Linked DNA regions of Homo sapiens: regions 1, 2, 4 and 5 are each linked to region 3. Evidence: chromatin contacts called from ENCODE Hi-C data. All regions are on one chromosome and are shown on one strand. The core of a region is the stretch at or near the end of the contact, and the rest is flanking DNA. Distances in the headings are between cores, read along the strand shown.

What was found. Hi-C counts contacts between places; a loop is a spot of excess contacts on that map. Pooled maps may share reads with other maps.
Region 1: a loop to region 3 is called in a pooled map, with 2.6 times the contacts of the local background. The contact joins the promoter of RPF2 here to the promoter of KPNA5 in region 3. A Hi-C loop is called at or near these places in 2 of 50 pooled maps.
Region 2: a map of CD8-positive, alpha-beta T cell shows a loop between it and region 3 (15-fold over the local background). The contact joins the promoter of SESN1 here to the promoter of KPNA5 in region 3. A Hi-C loop is called at or near these places in 2 of 168 maps with a recorded cell type or tissue (CD8-positive, alpha-beta T cell and naive thymus-derived CD4-positive, alpha-beta T cell) and 9 of 50 pooled maps.
Region 4: a loop to region 3 is called in a map of CD8-positive, alpha-beta T cell, with 10 times the contacts of the local background. The contact joins the promoter of CDK19 here to the promoter of KPNA5 in region 3. A Hi-C loop is called at or near these places in 3 of 168 maps with a recorded cell type or tissue (CD4-positive, alpha-beta memory T cell, CD8-positive, alpha-beta T cell and naive thymus-derived CD4-positive, alpha-beta T cell) and 10 of 50 pooled maps.
Region 5: a map of naive thymus-derived CD4-positive, alpha-beta T cell shows a loop between it and region 3 (11-fold over the local background). The contact joins the promoter of WASF1 here to the promoter of KPNA5 in region 3. A Hi-C loop is called at or near these places in 1 of 168 maps with a recorded cell type or tissue (naive thymus-derived CD4-positive, alpha-beta T cell), 1 of 37 single-sample maps with no recorded cell type and 6 of 50 pooled maps.

The regions. Positions count from the first base shown.
Region 1 is chr6:110,980,705-110,984,501 of GRCh38, reverse strand. It overlaps RPF2 (ribosome production factor 2 homolog), which reads right to left and starts at 2,464. Exons shown (of 10, transcript NM_032194.3): 1 at 2,373-2,464. The coding sequence starts at 2,395.
Region 2 is chr6:109,092,413-109,096,362 of GRCh38, reverse strand. It overlaps SESN1 (sestrin 1), which reads left to right and starts at 1,517. Exons shown (of 10, transcript NM_014454.3): 1 at 1,517-2,568. The coding sequence starts at 2,290. CEP57L1 (centrosomal protein 57 like 1) reads right to left here and starts at 856. Exons shown (of 11, transcript NM_001271852.3): 1 at 788-856. RefSeq lists enhancers at 870-1,129, 2,000-2,149 and a silencer at 1,190-1,889.
Region 3 is chr6:116,679,946-116,684,031 of GRCh38, reverse strand. It overlaps KPNA5 (karyopherin subunit alpha 5), which reads right to left and starts at 2,821. Exons shown (of 14, transcript NM_001366306.2): 1 at 2,694-2,821. The coding sequence starts at 2,697. RefSeq lists enhancers at 1,259-2,240, 2,241-3,224.
Region 4 is chr6:110,813,982-110,818,125 of GRCh38, reverse strand. CDK19 (cyclin dependent kinase 19) reads left to right here and starts at 2,657. Exons shown (of 13, transcript NM_015076.5): 1 at 2,657-3,117. The coding sequence starts at 2,990. It also overlaps a transcript of AMD1 not described here. RefSeq lists enhancers at 2,357-2,436, 3,010-3,562, 3,797-3,906 and a silencer at 3,077-3,386.
Region 5 is chr6:110,177,525-110,181,480 of GRCh38, reverse strand. WASF1 (WASP family member 1) reads left to right here and starts at 1,811. Exons shown (of 11, transcript NM_003931.3): 1 at 1,811-2,042; 2 at 2,739-2,883. CDC40 (cell division cycle 40) reads right to left here and starts at 1,054. Exons shown (of 15, transcript NM_015891.3): 1 at 848-1,054. The coding sequence starts at 1,036. RefSeq lists silencers at 1,782-1,891, 2,132-2,451.

The DNA of each region.
Region 1 (3,797 bases), core at 1,215-3,714, 5.7 Mb after region 3:
AAGTGTTTTGATAGCTTTTAAAAAAAAGCTTTCATTTTTGTATTCCCACCATTCTTTTATTACTGCTCTTTCCAATCTTTTTTTTAAGTAAAAAATAAAAGGCTCAAGTAAATACTGTTGCTGTTTTTTTTCTCTTACTCTTTCTTACTCTTCTTTTTTCTTCAAACTTTAAGTAGTCAAACTGTATCCTGTACCCTAATACAAAGAATTGAGCATCAACTGCTGATCAACCTGTGGACATTTACTAAACATAAGACTAACGACTGCTTATTTTTCTTTTAGGTTTAAGACCACAATGCCTGCCAGGAAGTATACACTGTTGCACTCCAACATCATTGCTGAGAATGCCAGTATTATTGCCAACAATGGGGAATAATAAGGCTGATGTTTACATGGAGTCACTCTATTAAGGCTTAATCTTCACCACAATCCTGAGAGTTACAATTCTTATTTATTTATTTATTTATTTTTTTGAGACAGAGTCTCGCTCTGTCGCCCAGGCTGGAGTGCAGTGGTGCGATCTCGGCTCACTGCAAGCTCCGTCTCCCAGGTTCACGCCATTCTCCTGCCTCAGCCTCCCGAGTAGCTGGGACTACAGGCGCCCGCCACGACGCCCGGCTAATTTTTTGTATTTTTAGTACAGACGAGGTTTCACCGTGTTAGCCAGGATGGTCTCGATCTCCTGACCTCGTGACCCACCCCCCCGCCTCAGCCTCCCAAAGTGCTGGGATTACAGGCGTGAGCCTCCACGCGCGAGTTACAATTCTTATCTTCACTTTACAGATGAGGCAATTGAACAGACAGGTAATGTGCCCAAGATCACACAGCAAGTAAACAGGCCAATTTTTAAAATGAGCTAGGGCTGGGAGGTGGCCCACAGCCTGTAATAAAAACACTCTAGGAGGCCAAGGTGGATGGATCACTGAGCCCAGAAGTTCGAGACCAGCCTGGGCAACAATGCAAAACCCTGTCTCTACAAAAAATACAAAAATTAGCTGTGGTGGTGTGCGCCTATAGTCCCAGCTACTCAGCAGGCTGAGGTAGGAGGACTGCTTGATCCCAGGGAGGTCGAGGCTGCAGTGAGCTGTGATGGGGCTACTGCACTCCAGCCTGGGTGACAGAGTGATACCCTGTCTCAAAAAAAAACAAATTTTTTAAAGCTAGATTTAAAAATTCGTCTAGACCAATTACCCTGTAAAATATGAAGGGAAAATAAATTCATTATTCTGACTTTATGATGTGACAGTAGGAGTGGCATGTTTTTACACACTTCTGTTCAAAAGAGGGGCTTCACCTCTGCTTCCTCTACAATGAGCACCTTGCTTTTCAGACAGTTCTCTGCCATCTACTGAAAGAATTCTTCCTCCCAAATAATTATGACCCTCCCTCGTCCAGTCCCATGGACACTTTGGGAAGAAAAAGAGACCATACATACACTTAAGTTTCCCATGTAGATTTTTAAAATACTCCTCCAGATATAATGTCACATATAAAGCTTCTGATCATTTACTGGTTGATAAAGATACAAATTATTCTATCTTTTGTATCTCATTAAACAGCAACAAATGCAAATAGCAATTAACATGTTTTATTAGCTGCCTGCTCCCAATTAACGTGTGAACTAGTCCCAATACCTAGTAAACTACTCTTTGTAGTCCAAACAGCTAGAGGCATAGCAGGTGTGCAAAATCTCTGAATGACTAAAACTGTCGTTTTGGATACATGTTAACTTAGGTAAATAGCAAGAAAATCACAGCAAGTAACAGCAGGGCTGTTTAGCCCAAATATTCTTGAACAAATTTAAAACAGGTATCATTCAAGGATAACTCAGAGGAGTGTACAAAGTTGGAAGGAAAAGAAAAAACTAATGAACATTTCTACGTGCTGCAGCAAAGGCTCTACATACATTCTCGAAACTAACCCTCACAGCTCTATGAAGTATGACTATGGTGAGCGCTATTTTACAGAATAAGCTAAGATTTAGAGATATTTAATGACCCAAAGTCACAAAGCTTTAAGTGGACGCGCCAGACTGTCACTCAGATCTGTCGGATTCCGAGGGCTGTGCTCCTAACCCCACTATACCATCTGTCTCATACTTCGGAAGTCAGACGTTTTTCAACTGGCTAGGATAAAAGCGGCCAACGCTTCAATCCCACATCCCTCCCATCCCACGGCTCCCACTTGAGAGCTTCCCCACTGTCTCCTGGCAAGCAGCTCGCGCTGAGGAGGACCCGGGCTGGTGATCGATCGGCCCCCACCCAGGTAATTAGAGGGGTAACCAGGAAGAGTGAGAGGCCGAGACAGTACCACCCTCATCACGGGACCCTTTCACCCCAACGCTCCCCGGGGCTGAGACCCAGCGCACTTACACTACTCGATCCAGAGTGTCCATCGCTACCGCTACCTGCAACTCTTAACCAGGGGGCATGCACGTGCCCTCGGCGATTACGTGCGCCGGAACAGGCGGAACCGGAAGCTGCGCGTAACGCCACTTCCGGGGACGGCCTCGTAGAGGGCGTCTAGAGGCGCTGGCGGCCATCTTGATTGGAATCGCGCCCTGTTGTCTTGGTTACGGATTTTTGCCCCGGCTCTTTCCTGGAGTTACAGGTGCGAGGTAATACTTTTAAGTAACACTGGCCGGGCGTGGTGGCTCACGCCTGTAATCCCAGGATTTTGGGAGGCCCAGGCGGGCGGATTACCTGATAACAGGAGTTCGAGACCAGCCTGGCCAACATGGCGAAACCCCGTCTCTACTAAAAATACAAAAATTAGCCGGGCGTGGTGGCGGGCGCCTCTAACCCCAGCTACTCGGGAGGCTGAGGCAGGGAGAACTGCTTGAACCCGGGAGGCGGAGGTTGCAGTGAGCGGAGATCGCGCCACTGCACTCCAGCCTGGGTGACAGAGCGAGACTTCGTCTCAAAAATAAAATAAAAATAAAATAAAATAACATAGACCCTCGCAGTTTGATGTACGCGCTAGTGTGCATACCTGGAGTCAGGTATTCAGAAACCAGATTTTATTCTTCAAGGAATCCCAGGATGCTAGAAAGGTTGATTGATTGCACGGTAGGTACTCACATAAGCACTAAAAACATTGATGTGAAAGGGGCACTATTGACAACTATGCGATCTGTGTGACAGAATTTATGACTACCACAGTTGCCTAGTACATAAAAGATGCGCAGAAAATGTACTGCTGTTCGTGATTTTTCCCCAGTTTTTAAGTTACCATATACTTCACATACCATAAAATGTACCCCTTTACAGTGTACAATTCAGTGATTTTTGGTGTATTCACAAAGATGTGCAAATATCACCACTAATTCCAGAATATTTAATCACCTCAAAAAGAACCCCCCTGACACACACACCCAGTAGCAGTCCATGCCCCACTTCCCCCTCCTGCCAGCCCTTGGCAACCAATAATCTACTTTATGTTCAATGGATTTGCCTATTCTGAACATATATAAATGGTTTCGTGCAACGTATGGCCTTTTGTGTTTGACTTCTTTCACTATCTTTTTGAGGTTCATACATGTAGCGTGGATCAGTACTTCCATTTTGTTAGGACTGAATAATATTCCTTTGTATGGATATACCACATTTTGTTTATCCATTTATCAACCTAGGTACTTTTTTTATTTTAGACATAGTCTTGCTCTGTCGCCAGGGCTGAAGTGCAGTGGTGCGATCTTGGCTTACTGCGCCGTCCACCTCCCGGGTTCAAGCAGTTCTGCCTCAGCCTCCCAAGTAGCTGGGATTACATGCACGCACCACCACACCTTGCTAACTTTT
Region 2 (3,950 bases), core at 268-2,767, 7.6 Mb after region 3:
TATTGTAACCGTATGTCTAACAACTAGTTCCTCTAACTAGTAAGACTGTCTTTTTCATTGTTGTATACTCAGTGCCTAGCAAGACGAAATTTTTAGAATTTAGTGCAATGCAATTCTGCAATGTAAAGAATTAAAATCTACACCGATTATCAGTCCACTGATGGCCGTTCAAACCTCGACTTTTCTCAAATAATAACTTTTTAAAAGCAAACTAATTTTAAGCAAATGACTGAATCTTTTGAAAAAGTCGACTAAGTTTTGGAGACTTTTACGGTTTTGCTTTCTTTTTCCTGCTGTATCCTTAAAGCCTGCAAGAATTCCTATCTAGGAATACTGGGGATTCTTTTACGAGATGGATTTGACAACTTGCTTTCAAAGCCCTGCCTAGGATTTCATTTGACTGAGCAAATAAAGCCCAGAACATCCCTAAGCAAAGGCAAACAAAGGTGCAAATGCGCGGAGATCCCAAATCCACCCCGCGTGTGTCCACAAAAAAGGGCGGAATCAGAGGCAGCAGCGCGAAGCTCCAGTTTCCACAGCATCCTTCCTTCTTGGCCTTACTTAGGCCGCTCCCTGCGACCCTTGGGATCAGGATCCCAAATCCTTGCCTCACCCACCACACCCCGCGCTTGGGCAGCTGGACTAGTCCTTCCCACGCAAGTCACTGGAAAAAGTCCTTGGACTAAGGGAGGCCACCCTAGATGGCTTTGTCTCCAAAATCCCAGAGGAAATGGAGGAAGGAAAAACCCTGTCAAGGAAAGGTGACAACCCAGCTTACAGTGCTTACCAAGCAGACGCTCTCAGTCAGCCCCTGCCACCGCTAACCGTTGGTTCGCGGGCACCCACAGGCAACGTCGCGGTGGCCCCTGGGGGTTGTAGTTTCTGTCGCAAACAAAACGCGCCGGCAGCATCGAAACTACATTCCCCACAAGTCAACGCGAAGACGTCCTACCGACTTAAATCTGGGGTTTGGAGTAATGAAGAGGCCGTCACTACTTTTAGGGTGATCTTAAATGTAGACTCAATTTCTTCCAGGAGTCCCTTCGCGCCCTCTTTCTTTGTCGTGCTTGTTTTATGTGTGACGAAGTCTCAGTGTACTTCTACGTCTTACTTTTTCCTTCCCCTTCTCCAGGACAGAGTCCAAACGTCCGGGAACGGAAACCGCCTCAGGGCGCAAGCTTAGCGCCTCCGGGGGCGCTTGGCCCAGTTCGCAGTCACGCATGCGTAGCAGCCGGCAGTGGCTGGCAGCCGCGCGCGGCGCACTTGGGGTCCGGAGGGTAGCCTGCCAGAGGGCGGGGCTTTTTCCTAAGGCTTTGCCTCGGCGGGTCGCGTCTGCCTGGGCGGGGAAGAAGGCGCTGGGGCCGGGGCGGCTCCCGGTTTGTGCCGGGCGGAGAAAGGGGAGGGGCTGGGGGTGAGGACCCCGTCTCCACTCCCTGCTCCCGCCCTCTGGGCTGATCCCCACCGATGGGGCTGGGCGAAGGGCGGGCTTTGCGCCTCGGGCCCCGCCGCCCCGCCAGCTCCGCGGCCCAGCCTGGCGCTCGAGGATTGCCAGGGCCGCCCTGTGCCCTCTGGCTCGGCGGTGGTGGGCGAGGGCTCAGGGATCGGAGAAGTAGCGTCTTCCCGGGGGTGCCGAATTGGCGGGGCTGGGGGACGCTTTTTTTCACCGCCGCCCGCCGAGACTACGGCTGCCCGAGACTGCCGCCCTCCGACAGCGCCCAAGCCTCCGGCCGCTGCGGCCAGTGGGCCAGGGTTCGGCGAGCCTTCCCTGCCGGCGCCGGCCGGCTGCTGAGGCGCTGGGAGGAGCTGCGGAGGGCGGGGACTGGTGTCGGAGAAGGGGCGGGGTGGGAACGCCGGAGAGAACCCGGTGGCTGCACAGACAAAAAAGCCCCGAATGGCTGGAGGGCGTTCAGCTGTTAACAGCCTTTTGGGGCAGAGCACGGATTTGACAGCTCCACAACGTGAGGATATCCACTGACCCCGCGAGACGGAGGAGAACGCTTCCCCGAAATTCTCTGCCCACCAAAGCCAGCGCTGCAAGGTTGCAACTTTCAAACTTTGTTTTTCCAGAAAGAAGACTGCCCTTTCGTGTACAAGGAGAGGGTGAGAGGGTGACCTAGCTTGTAGATCGGCTGAAGGCACCAGTGGTTCCAAATGTCACCCAGATGTGTGTTTTCATGACGATTTGATTTCTCTGATTTTATTTTTACATTTTTCATTTTAAAAATACAAAGCAATTTTTTTGGGGCATGCTGAAAGGTAACTGAAGACCGCAAAGGAAAAACTATTGTCATGGCTGAAGGAGAGAATGAAGTGAGATGGGATGGACTCTGCAGCAGAGATTCAACTACTAGGGAGACAGCATTGGAAAACATTAGGCAAACCATTTTGAGGAAAACCGAGTATCTTCGTTCGGTGAAAGAAACACCTCATCGTCCATCAGACGGGCTTTCAAATACCGAGTCTTCGGATGGGTTGAATAAGCTACTTGCTCATCTGCTTATGCTTTCTAAGAGGTGTCCCTTCAAAGATGTGAGAGAGAAAAGTGAGTTTATTCTGAAGAGCATCCAGGTAAGGAAGAGCATTTTAAATACAACTATGTCTCTACTACAGTTAAATTTTACTTGCCGTTATTCACGTTGTGTTTGTTTCTATTAGGTTGTTATGTAAACTTTTATTATGAGTTTACATCTTTAGAGTGTTCTGTAAGTAAACAAGTAGTGTTTTTCTAGAGTTTTAGGCAGAAACTGCTTTGCTCCTGGAAGAATATATGAAAACTACAGTTAATTCCAAGTAAATACTTGTTTTTCCTTATATTTCTTTTTACATGTTGTTGGAAAATGTAGCCAGTGTTTTTTTTTCACATTGTCACAGTGTTCTGAGTGTAAAGGCTCACATTTAAAAGCCTCTAAAATGATAAAGGATATTAAATGTTTCCTAGTCAGCCTGTTCAAGATAATTGGTGGAACAATTTTCTCTTATTTTTAAAAACAAAACAAACCAGGATGTGTTCTCTAAATGCAACCTCTCTTTTTTCAAGAAGAGAATTATATAAAATAATAAAAACCTATCTTAAAAGAAGCTAATATCTTCATGTTGAAAAGGTGGACCCAGGTGGGGTATTTGATAGAAACACTTTTATGGCAAATTGCTCAACTAGCTTTCTCTGTGTTTGCCTGAATTGTTTCTTTTTCACATGTGTAGCTATTTAAGATACGAGTGCAGCAGGTTAAAAATATTATAGTTTTTCCTCCATTTCGTTCATAATTTATCCTGTTTTATTACAAGGTGTCTTAGAATACTTTTTTTTAAGTTTTTAGATATTGACAATATTCAGCAACACCTTATATATGCTTGTCAATCTTTACATTTCTCAATCCACGTGTGTTGTCCAAAGTCCTGTATGAGAGATTTTTAAAATTTAAAATGTACTTGGGTAACTATGTAAGTTAAAAGTGACAGTTTTTATATACTGGCTTGAATTTAGTTTAAAGCAACAGAAAAATAATATCCACAAAATGAAGACTCTATTTAAGATCTTGGGATATTTCTTCTCACTAACACTTTGGAAACAATTGTTACAATTCAGAGTTACCCGAGAGGAATTAATATACTAGGTAACTGAAGTTTACCCTTTGAAACACAAAAAGTTATTTCTCTATCTTCTAGACTGTAGTGACTGTAACAACCATTTTTGTCCATAATGGGGTCATCATTATGCATATCAACTATTGTTGTGCAGCAAAGGGTGGAGGACTGACTATATGATCCATTAGTTTTTGTATTTTTGTGTGTAATTTTTATAGTTTTTCTGTTCTTTCCTTTGCCGTCAGGATACTTGACTTTGGTCTCTTCCTGATCTTTCATTTTGCTGCTTAATTCATATTAGAATGGGAAACCAGATAACCAATCGTGTTAAGAGTTATATTGAAAATAAAAGTAAGCAGGCTCTG
Region 3 (4,086 bases), core at 1,572-4,071:
CTGAGGCAGGAGAATTGCTTGAACTCGGGAGGCAGAGGTTGCAGTGAGCCAAGATCGCTCCAGCCTGGACTCCAGCCTGGGAGACAGAGCAAGACTCTGTCAAAAAAAAAAAAAAAAAAAAAAAAAAAAAAAAAAGGCCGGGCACGGTGGCTCACGCCTGTAATCCCAGCACTTTGGGAGGCCGAGGCAGGTGGATCACAAGGTCAGGAGATCGAGACCATTTTGGCTAACACAGTGAAACCCCATCTCTATTAAAAATACAAAAAATTAGCCGGGCGTGGTGGTGGGCACCTGTAGTCCCAGCTACTCAGGAGGCTGAGGCAGGAGACCCCGGGAGGGAGACTCCTGGCATGAACCCCGGGAGGCGGAACTTGCAGTGAGCCAAGATCATGCCACTGCACTCCAGCCTGGGCCACAGAGTGAGACTCCATCTCAAAAAAAAATAATAAATAAAAGAGGGAAACCGCTCAACATAACTTTACTAATAACAATGTTTGGTATTATTCTCTATTTTATATCTATAAAAAGCTAGACTCTTGAAAGGAAAAAATTAGAGATCAGAGTTCATTACAGTGCAAACTGACCACAGTATTAGTTGTTGAATTACGCTCAATATATATAAAATATTTAAGTAAAATAAAATGCTCATGGAAATAAAACTCTTAAAGTATTTATCACCTATATATGTAGCATATTCTAGGCCACTGGCTCTAAACGTTTTCAATCACACATCCTACATTCGTAAAATACATTTGTGCATTCATCCTCAATATATTTATTTCTATACATGCATTACTATTCTAATATACTACTCTAGCATAAAATTCACAAAAAACAGAAATTTTTAAGAATGAAAGTTTTAAAAGGTAAACAAATAGAAGTTCTAATATTTTCTTACCACATCTGACTGGATCACCTTGTGCCCCACCACGCACACATACAAAGGCGCTACTTATGAGACCATTAATCCAAGCAACCACATTGTAACTGTTCAGCATAAATTTTAGCCAAATAAAATACAGCACCAACAACTCAGATATCACTTGTTCCTTTTTCTTCAATAGTACTGACTTCCGGCTTCAGATTTAACACTGCATCCATCCTCACTGCAGTTGCTTTAAAGGGGACAATAAACCAAGGGAAATTATCTCTAAAGGGGCCCCATCCAATGGGATTGTTTCGTTCACTGAAAAATAAATTTAAAGGCTGCACTTCAAAGGCTGAGGTCTCATAAAAATTAAATATTTTTATTTAGAAATGTTATTCCAGCACTTTAAAGTTACAGAATAGAGGAATTTTTTTCATTCATAAGCTTTCAACGGCTCTTAGAAAAACCATGTTTAAGTTGGGCAAATAACTGGAATCTGAACTTATGATTTTCTTTAATATCAATCGACATTATTTCTTATGCCAGTAAAGCCTTCATTTCCATGGGGCTGGGCGCCTCATTAGTGAAAGTAAAAGACTGCACAAAGCGGGGGAAGTGCCAACTAGAGAGCCCTCACAACCAAACAAGCAGTACTTAGGTCGGAGGGAGAGAGTTGCTCCTGACCTACCAAGAAAACCACTTTTGTACAGAATATGAGTCATCATTATTGGGTGTTGTAATTGAGAGATAAATCATTAGTGTTTTTGTCTTTTTTAAAAAACATGTCTAAAAAGCTCAAAAGTAAATGCCAGTGTCATATTCTTTTGTTTGTTTTTTGAGACAGAGTCTCGCTCTGTCGCCCGGGCTGGAGTGCAATGGCGCTCTCGGCTCACTGCAAGCTCCGCCGCCCGGGTTCACACCGTTCTCCTGCTTCAGCCTCCCGAGTCGCTGGGACTACAGGCGCCCACCACCATGCCAGGCTAATTTTTCCTTTTTTTGTATTTTTGGTATTTTTTTTGTATTTATTATTTTGTATTTTATTTTGTATTTTTTGTATTTTTGGTAGAGACGAGGTTTCACCGTGTTAGCCAGGATGGTCTCGATCTCCTGACCTCGTGATCCGCCCGCCTCCGCCTCCCAAAGTGCTGGGATTACAGGCGTGAGCCACCGCGCCCGCCGCCAATGTCATATTCTTTAGACATATCACTGTCATTTCACAGCTTTCAAATACTTCCATCTCCTATGTATTATCGATGAAAACCTAAGTTTTCATCTTAGAACGGAGCTGCCCGACTATTAGAAGCGTGGAACCCAGGCTTGCCTTGTCGTCGGGAATGAGCACTAGAGGCACCTGCACGCAGGTGGAGGAGGGAGGCTGGCGGATGGAGAGGGCGAGGCTAGGAGGCCCTCGGGATGGAACCTGTCTCTTCTTTGGACACTGTGGAATTTCCATAAGCTGCTGGACACAGCTGATGGGTACCAGGTATGAGTGGCAACGTTTGGCAATTCCATTAACTGAAAAGAACTACCGAGAAACGGTGAGGCGGGGCGGCGAAGATGAGACCAGCTGCCCATCACTCCAGAGGACCTGCTGAAAGAATCTGAACTCACCACGCCTTCGCGTCCGCAAGGGAAAGGTCCGGCTGCCACGCCCCCGCGACCGCTGTCGCCCTGGGGAAAACACGAGAAACACCCGGCACCGCCAGGTTCCAGAGACCTTCGCAAAGTAAGGGGTAAATAAAAACCGTGGCCCCAGGAACTAGTAGTTCCCAAAGGGACCAAAACCGAGGCTCCCCCAACCTAGCCCGTGTTCACTCCAACTTACCCATTAATGTGGCACTCTCCGATGCCCTGATTTCCCAGTCCCCAGCGGCGACGTGTGTGGCGGGTAACAGAAGGGCCGCCACTCCGCCCCTGGCGTGAAGCGTAGCGACCCAGTTCGCAATCCAAGATGGCGGCCACCTGCGCCCCTTCTCCGAGACCCCGAGGCTCGGCTCCCAGAAGCCCTTGCACTCGACGCGGCGGCGGCGGCGGCGGCGGCGGCGGCGGCGGAGGAGGAGTGGTGGCCGCACATCCTAGCAGTGGGGCGTAGAGAAAGTGCGCGCCGCCGTCCCACCCACCGAAGGAGGAGCCTGTGCCTGCGACAAGCCCTGGATTTTAGTTGCGCTTGCGGTGGCCATGCTGTAGGTACTCTGCGGCCCGTAGACCTCCGTGTGTGCAAAGGGACGACCCCTCATTCATTCATTCTTCACGCGTGCGTGCATGCATACATTCTTAAGGATATAAACTGTGTCAAGTACCATTTTAGATACATTATTGGGGCTACAACAGTGCAAAAAAGTTGGTAAAAATCGCAGCCTTGTTAAGTGTACGGAGAAGCTCACGTTTTCTTCAGCTTCATTAACTTTTATATGCTCTGCTCGTTTTATTTCAAGCTTTTTGTCATTTATAATTTTATATTCTATAACATCTGCGGTTTTTTGTTTTTGTTTTTCTGTTTTTGGGGGGTTTTTTTTGAGACGGAGTCTGGCGCTGTCACCAGGCTGGAGTGCAGTGATGCGATCTCGGCTCACTGCAACCTCCGCCTCCCAGGTTCAAGCGATTCTCCTGCCTCAGCCTCCCAAGTAGCTGGGACTACAGGCATGCGCCACCACGCCCAGCTAATTTTTGTATTTTTAGTAGAGACCAGGTTTCACCGTGTTGGCCAGGATGGTCTTGATCTCTTGACCTCCTGATCCGCCCGCCTCAGCCTCCCAAAGTGTTGGGATTACAGGCATGAGCCACCACACCCAGCCACATGAGTGTATTTTTGACAGCAATGTAGTCACCAATAAACGAGTAACTTCAGTTAAAGTACTGTAGATTATAATACACAGCCCTGTAATCTACCCTGGAGTTCAACAAACGGTATTGAAAACAGACTGTGTTCCAGATGCAATAGGAAGAGAATAAATAAGATAAACAATACATAAATCCTGCCCAGAAGACGTTTGCAATTTTTTAAGAGGAAAAACATGAAGACAAATTGTTTTAAGATGTTTGCTATTTTCAATAGTTGAAAAATAAACAGGAGAGAAGGGATTATTTAACTGTGGGTATGTAGGGCTGAGAAAGGCACGCTTGACAAAGGAAACCTGGGCAGTGTTACCAGAAAGCGTTGCCAATCATGAGTCCATATAGTGAAGTGAAAGCAAGTTTATTAAAGAAGTAAAGAAACA
Region 4 (4,144 bases), core at 1,408-3,907, 5.9 Mb after region 3:
CTAAAACCTCTCCCTGACATAAATAGCTTTTCATAATTTGACCTCTGCTTATCTGTTTAGTATTTTCTTATCCATTACTTTTTCCTGTCTTAATCTGTAATATTCAAACTAGTTGCATTTCTCAGAATATATGATGTTCTCTCATGATTTATGTACATGCTGTTCTACCTGAAATAATTCCTTGTTTCTTGCTCTTCGACTTGTCCTTCAAGTAAAGGCTTACTCATGCTTTAAATTTTGGCTCTCACTCAGCAGATGGGGCTGGAGTGAAAAAAAAATTTGGCTCAAACCTACCTACTTCATGAAGTCTACCCTGACTCACTTAGAACCCCGCCTATTCTACCAGTGCTCTTTTAAACCACAGTTTATTTTTAATTTGCTTGCATATTTGTTTTTTCAGGTTTAATTCCCCAATGGAAAAAGACTAATTTTTTTCCTGCTATCTCCAGCAGTTATTATAGTGCATGGCAACAAGAGCAACTGAGATTTTTCTTGATTAAAGATACCATTTTTTTTTGAGTCGGGGTCTTGCTCTGTTGCCCAGGCTGGAGTGCAGTGGCATGGTCTCAGCTCACTGCAACTTCTGCCTCCCGGGTTCAAGGGATTCTCCTGCCTCAGCCTCCCGAGTAAATGGGACTACAGACACATGCTACCACACCTGGCTAATTTTTGCATTTTTAATAAGAGGCAGGGTTTCACTGTCTTGGCCAGGCTGGTCTTGAACTCCAGACCTCGTGATCCACCCGCCTTGGCCTCCCAAAGTGCTGGGATTACAGGTGTGAGCCACTGCACCCAGCCTGAAGAGACTCAAGGTCTAAGGAAGTTTTCCAGGAGTGGGTGATGTAGCAAATAAGGTAAATCATTCCCCCTCCCACTAGTTTTCCAAGTTTCTTTCAAAACCTAGCAGGCAGTTCACTATTCTTTCCTTATCTACCACTTTGGGTAGAATTGACAATTCCCTTCTTTGTCCTCCTAATGAATGTGTTATGTCCTATCCTAGCACCAATCATGTTTAAGTGTGTATCCCAAACATTTGGGACATTAGGCTCACCATTACAGGGGAGGAAACCCTCTTAGGTTCTTCAGCTGGTCTATAAACTAAATTGATACCAGTCAGGTTAACAGGAGAAAAAGTTTTAATTACGTATGTATGCACAAGAGTCCCACAAAATATGAGACTCAAAGAAGGGCCAGATGTTTGACACTTATATTACATCCTGACCTCAAAAAGGAAGTGGGGCCCGGCATGGTGGCACGGACCTGTAATCCCAGCTACTCAGGAGTCTGAGGCAGGAGGATCCTTGAGCTCAGGAGTTGGACGCCAGCCTGGGCAACACAGCAAGGCCAGTCTCTTCAAAACAAAAGTGGGGTTTGGGGCTTCCAGGAGTGGTGGAGACAAGTTAAGAGAGGATAAGAGGAAAAAATGTCTAAGGTGAATAAAGGTTGACTTTTATGCAGATAAAAGTATCTCAGATGATACAAGTTGACTAGCAGCAGCTCTCTTTCTGGTAAGATTCCTTTAATTACGAAAATTTCCTTTAGAAATGTAAATTTCTCTTTACAAAGGAAGAGTTATTCTTTATTTTAGGCAGTAGTGGGATAAGTGAAGCATTTTCCTGTGTTGGCTGGATCTTAATTTATTTTGCTAAAAGACATCAATATGCCAGAGTGGCGTATTTTGGGGTGGCATATTCTGGACTCCTTCAGTTATAATTTGGGGTAGTGTGTCCTGAGCCCCAACACAATGAAATCAATCAACGTTCACCCTAACTAAAGGGGCTTTCTTAAACATTCTAGAACCTCACATCATGCATAGACCATAAAAAATCCTTTACAATTCAACCCAAAGGATCGTAAACGCGGCTTCCTCCAGGCACTTTTAATTGTCCTTAGACAGATGGCCAAAGCCTGGTTATGGGAACCGCATATGCTAAGAGAAAGCTGACTACAGCGCCAAGAAAATGATGATTGGCTGCTGGGGCTCAGAAGTTGCATGTTCTCCTCTGGCCAAGGCAGGCTCTAGGAAACTGCTGAAGGTTCAGTTTTTGAAATACGGTTTTTGCATCGTAAAGAAAAAAGATCAACCTATCAGGAAGAACCGAGCACATCCAATCACCAATCAAGAGCGGGAAAGAAGCCAAAGCCTGGGGATACCCACGCACCAACGAGGACGTCATTCTCCAGCCCCCGCCAATGAGCAGCGGGACGGGGGGCGGGGCAATAGGCGGACCCACTGCCCTAGAAAAGAAACAAGCTGCGGTACAACTGTCCTCACCAGCCCTCGCCTCCCGAGTCACTGCAGCCAACCCTTCAGCAAGGTGCTGATTTAATGCTTTCCATACTCTCTGCGTGGGGCTAGTTACAGTGAAGTATCCCCTTCCCACTAGAGTAAGGCACTTCTTTCCAGTGTCTCCCCGAGAACCGCAGAAAGCACACTGGAACTTCGAGCTTTCTACCTTCACAGGAACCGGGAGCCGTGCGCTACCTGAGGGGGAGGGGCGGCCCTGGTACGCAGGCGCGCATGCTTTGTGGGGGCGAGGCTGTGGTGGCCCGAGGTAACCTGGGAGCTGTATTTCTTACGCCGGCAAAACCGCCCAGGCCGCTGAGGCCTTCGCGACTTCATTTCCCAGGAGCCTCCGCGACCATGGGGCGGGCCAGTGAGTTCGCTAATGAGCTCGAGGAAGCCACGGCGCGGCCCACCAGGTTCCAAAACAAGGAAATGAAGGAGGGAGGCGGGACTGGGGGTGCCTGCGGGAGCCGCCGCCGCCGTCGCGGAGGAGGAGGAGGAAGAGGTGGAGGAGGTGGCTGCTGTGGCCGCCGAGGAGTCCCTTGCTGAAGGCGGACCGCGGAGCGGCGGGCGGCGGGCGGCGCGCGCGCGCGCGCGAGAGGCGGCTGTTGGAGAAGTGGAGCGGCGGTCGCGGGGGGAGGAGGAGGAGGGACTGAGCGGCGGCGGCCCCCGCGTCCCGTGCCTCTATGGGGGAAGCAGACAATGGATTATGATTTCAAGGCGAAGCTGGCGGCGGAGCGGGAGCGGGTGGAGGATTTGTTTGAGTACGAAGGGTGCAAAGTGGGACGCGGCACCTACGGTCACGTCTACAAGGCGAGGCGGAAAGATGGGTAAGAGCAGGGGCGGGAGGAGTAGGCTCGCTCGGGTCCTCGCCCTGCCCGCGACCTGGCGGGATGGGTGGGTCGGATCCCAGTCGGGCCGTGCCCGAGGGGCGAGGCGGAGGGGGTCGCGGGGTTGCGTCCGGACACCGACTCCGAGGGGCGCCCGTTCCGCCCGCCTCCCCCGCGCGGCCCCGTCGCGTACCTCGAACTCCCGCGGCGCAGCCCGGTCCGAGGCGTCGGTCCCGTCCCAGAGGGGCGCCCTCCGAGTGCTCGGAGACGGCGGGGGGACTCGAGTTGGGACCGCGGTGGAGGAGGAGTTTGTGGGGTCTAGTCTCTTGGGGGAACGCAGCGGGCAGGCAGAGCTCCGCTGCGGAGTTGCCGCTCCGGCCCTGGGTAGTGACGGTCGTTGTGGAACTTCCAATCGGCTGAGCGCCTCGCGGGGGCGGCGGTTTGAAACCTCGCCGGGGAGCCTGTCGGGCGAACGCGGCCTGGGGTCCTCGCCAGCCCCACGGCTCTGACCCGCTGGGCACCGCCGCCCCCAGCAGCGATCTCCGCCCTTCGGGCTGGCCGGCCCGTTGGCTTCTCTATGCAGTCCTCCCATCCCTGTTGTATGCCCGGCGTCCCGGGTTTCTCATTCTCACATTCTGAATTGCGTACCTTCCCCCTTCGAAGGAGACCTGATGGGCTAGCTGCGTTTCGCAAGCGGCAACTTAAGAGTTGGCTGAATTCTCTGCTACCCACCCTTTACCTTGCAGCCCCTTGGGTATCTTGGGTATTATGTCCTCCACTCCATCCTCTGCCAGATGACTGTGGGCTGGGGCTTATGGAGTACCTATATTATCAAGAACGGAATACGAAGTGACAGAGCTGGGCCTGAACCTTTGTTTTCCTAGGAGTTGAGGGAGAACTGTAGGAACACCTTGGGAAGCCTTTACTGGTTGTCCTCTTAAGAAGAGCTGGATAATGTACTGAGAATACCTGTCCTTTCTTGGTCCTGGAGGGCAGACAGCAGCTACAGCAGGACTGGTGGAACCAG
Region 5 (3,956 bases), core at 562-3,061, 6.5 Mb after region 3:
TGGACACCGCCTCCCCTCTTCACATCTTGAGCTGATCACCTACCTCGGGCTCTACTGGGCCTACACTACCAATTGGTAGATGCTCTCATCAGGCTCCAGACACATCAGCTTTTCCTCAGTTCTTCAAACCCACTAGGCTCTTTGCGTTCTCAGGCTTGCCTGTCACCTCTGCCTGGAAACTCTTGCCTTATTAATCAGCTTCCTCCATTGAGATCATGCAGCTGTTTCTCAAATCCAAGGCCTTTTTCTCACTGTATTAACACACACAATCATAAAACATTTACTGCACTCTCACTAGTTGGCTCTGTGCTATATGCTTTATTTGTGTAATTTCACTCAATTTTCACACTCATCTTTTCATGTAGACAGATGTTTTGAAAATGATCTCCACTGTACAGGTGAGGAAAGAAAGGAGGCTGCATAACTTGTCCAAGTTCACACAAGTGGTGGTGCCAGGATTAGAACCTAGTTCTTCAAAAATAAGACAAATCGAGGCCACTGCTCACACAATACTCTAGTTTGGGAAGTCCTGATCTAATTTCACTTATGTTCCGAGATTACACCTGCACTTTCCAGGCTATGTCCCTAATCCACAAATTCAAATTTCATCCCCTCCTTCCACTTGCTTTCTGATGGCGGGAGGCAAGGGCAGAGAGCATCGGAGGGCTATTCCGAACTTCCAATTCTGCCTCTCCCGAGGATGCATGTGGGAAGGAGAAGAAATTCAAACGTTAGCAACTTATCTCTGAGCACTGAGAAAGAGGTAACCCGGTACCTAACAAGCGGCTGGCAGTTCTGGAGCTGAAGCCAACAATTCCCACACTGCATTAGTAGCAAAAGTGCTTACCTTAACTGCCACCTCCGGAGCCGAGTCCACTGCCACTGCTAGAGACGGCTTTGATGAAGGCGATTTAGTCAAGTGCATGAGGGAGTCGGCGGCTGGCAGCGGACACCGACTGCTCTCACTGTCCGAGTCCGATTCGGACCCTGAACCCGAACCATAGGAAGCGGCCAGAGCTGCAATCGCAGCCGACATGACGGCAACAAATCTTCTGCGGAGACCCTGCCAGGGCGGAAGAAGAAGAGGCTCCCAGGTCCTGACAGATTGCAATGGAACACATCATTAACTTTCTTTGCTAAGAAATAATGTCTTACATTTTGAAACAATAAGCTAATTATTATTAGAATAACTACTGTCGAGCTGAGAGCTTAAAAAAGTTTATCTAGGGAAAAAGGGAGAATTATAATAGTTTATAACATTTAGGACCTAGTTGACTAAAGAATATGAGTTCCAAAATACCTTGAGGCCTCGCGGTCCTGCACTCCCAGCGTGCAGCGCGGCAGGAAGCGCGAGAGGGCACAATGGGAAGTGTAGTTTGCAACGAGGGGGCGGAACGGGGGCGTGTCCCCCTTTGACCCCGCCCCCGAATGGATGTTCCATTCAATTGGCTATCATCTTCCCTCATTCCCTAGCCAAGCAGTGTTCTCTTCGTCCCCCTCCCCCAAACTGAGGATTGGGCAATACCACAGAACCTCAGGAAAGGGGGGAAGAGCGAGCTTCGGCCCCACTAATGGGGGAGTGGGCGGAGGCTGGATTTCCCACCTCGGCTGCACCTGGGCACTGGAGGCTGAAGAGGAAAGTGAGAATCTGAAGTTTTGAGACCTCTGACTGGCCAGGAATAGCTCCTGGGGCGGGGGGCAAGGATGGGACCATAGGCGGAAAGAGTCTCGCGGTCCCCCCTGCTTCTGGCGCGGGTCCCTGCGCCCGGTTGTGGAGCGTCTCGCGCGGGGAGGGGGCGGGGGGAACGGCAGCTCGCGGTGTTGTTCACTCGCGCGTCGAGCACACGGTGGGTCCGGCGGCGGGTTGGCGCCCCAGGCGGCGTTCCCTGTGGCCTGGCGCCTGGGCCGCTGCCCTGAGCGGGTTCCGCCCCAGAGCCCGACCCTCCTGGGGGCTCTAGGCGGAGTCCCGCGAGCCGAGGGGGACCGGCGACCGCTGCCGAAGCATGAAGAAGGGGTAAGGCGTGAGCCCCCAAGATTTCACGGTGAGCGCGAGTCCCTGAGGAATTGCTTTTTTCGGGGAGGGGGTGTTGGGAGAGGAACTCTTCCTTACTGGCCGGAGCAGACCGAGTGGTGTGTGGCCCGCAAAGGTGACGGGGATGGATGGGCGCGCCTTCCCCGCCCCGGCCCCCACCCCCATCCGCGGGTTTTCCGAGCGCCCACCGCCCACCCGCCAGCGGGGCTGGGTGCCGAGGGAGACGGCGGCGGGCGCGCCTGGGGCTTGGCTGCAGGGACCGCCCCGGGGCTGCTCTCGCTGGAGAGACTGTGGGTGTCACCTGAGGTGCCACCGCCCGGGCTTCCCTGCCCACCCGCGCCCGCGGTCCGCCCCGTGCCTCTTTCCGGGGGAGGCGGTAGCCCCGGGCGACAGAGAATCCCCTGCTCGCCCTACGTGCGCGAGGCTCGGTAAAGCGAGCTCGTGCGTTTGCGTGTTTGCTCCGCGAGTCGGTGTCTGAAAACATAACGGTAAAGCGAGTGCGGGCATCCTTTTCTTCGTTGGAAGGGGAGGCGAAGCGGTGCTGTCGCTTCTGGTGCCTGTTCATGGGGGCTGCCTTGGGCAGAGTTACGGAGCCGCTCACTCAGCGCTCATGTCGGCAGGACTCGCCCATTGTGCCACCCAGATAATTATTCAACTATGCAGCATCCATTGCACCTTTCCCATTTTTCTTTTCCCCTTGCTACAGCATGCCCCCTAGCTTCGGTACTCTGACACCTTCTCTTGCACTTGCGGATGATGAACTGGAATAACGATGAAAGAAAGCACATCCGATCTCAACATTCACGTCCTGCCCTATAACCGATTAATTAATTGATCCCCAGCTAGACTAGGTACTTAAATACGACTTACTCTAATCATTTCCTTTTCTATGTAATAAGATGTGCGGTGGATTCGACTTAAATTTTTTCTTTGGTGTTAGATTCACGATTAGCTAAGGTCTTTTTTCTGTTCACTAATTGATGTAATTGACTTATTGGTTATTCAATCCGTCTAATGTTCTTAAATTTAAATTTGCATGGTAGGTAACATTCATTTTTCTGATTGTTCATAGCATTATATCATAATTAGAAATGCAGTCTCAATTTGAACTCTCAGGAACAGTTTATCCTTTATGCTCTAAGTTTCTGTTAGGAAACATTTTTGTTTATATTGAATATTTGAATGAAGTATTTGATATAAAATTTCGGAAGTTTTGAATAAGAAAAGTTTTGTATTTGTTTTTCGGTAGCAGAATATGTCATTACTAATCGTTGCCTTCCATTGAATGGAAGGATTTAATATTTAAGATGAGGATTTTAACCATCATATCAGTCATTCCCTAATTTATCTGATTTTATTTTTTATTCACTTTTTTCTTTGCAATATCATGTATTTAATTACTTGTTTTAGAATCCAGTTTTTTTTTTTCTAACTTGAATCTACAAGTATGAGTAGGCTTCAGTTTTGCGTGATCTACCTGAAGGATGAAATTTTTTTTTTTTTGCAAATATAAGAAACCACTGTTGGTTACTTGATTTTTATGTTAAAAACTGTTTACATCTCATTATTTAAAAATAAATGATTCACTATAAAAAGTAAGTGTTGTATTTTTATAATTTTCCTTTTCCATCTTTCCTTGTTTAAGCTTGTTGCATTTACCCTTTTGATAAAAGAGAATCACATAAGCATTGCAGAGGCAGTTTTAAGGTATAGTAATTGTTTTATGGCACTTGGAAGTGGCGTACATATAATATAAGTTGATGGTGTAGGATTAGTTGCTTGGTTAGGAAATGACCTTGCAATTTACAAAATGGACACCTTTGTGCCTTGGTTTCCTTATATGTAAATGGAGATAATATTTAGTAGGTAGTGTGCATAAATTCAGGAAAGGTGTGTTTTTGTAGTCCTTTTAAAGAAAATTTAA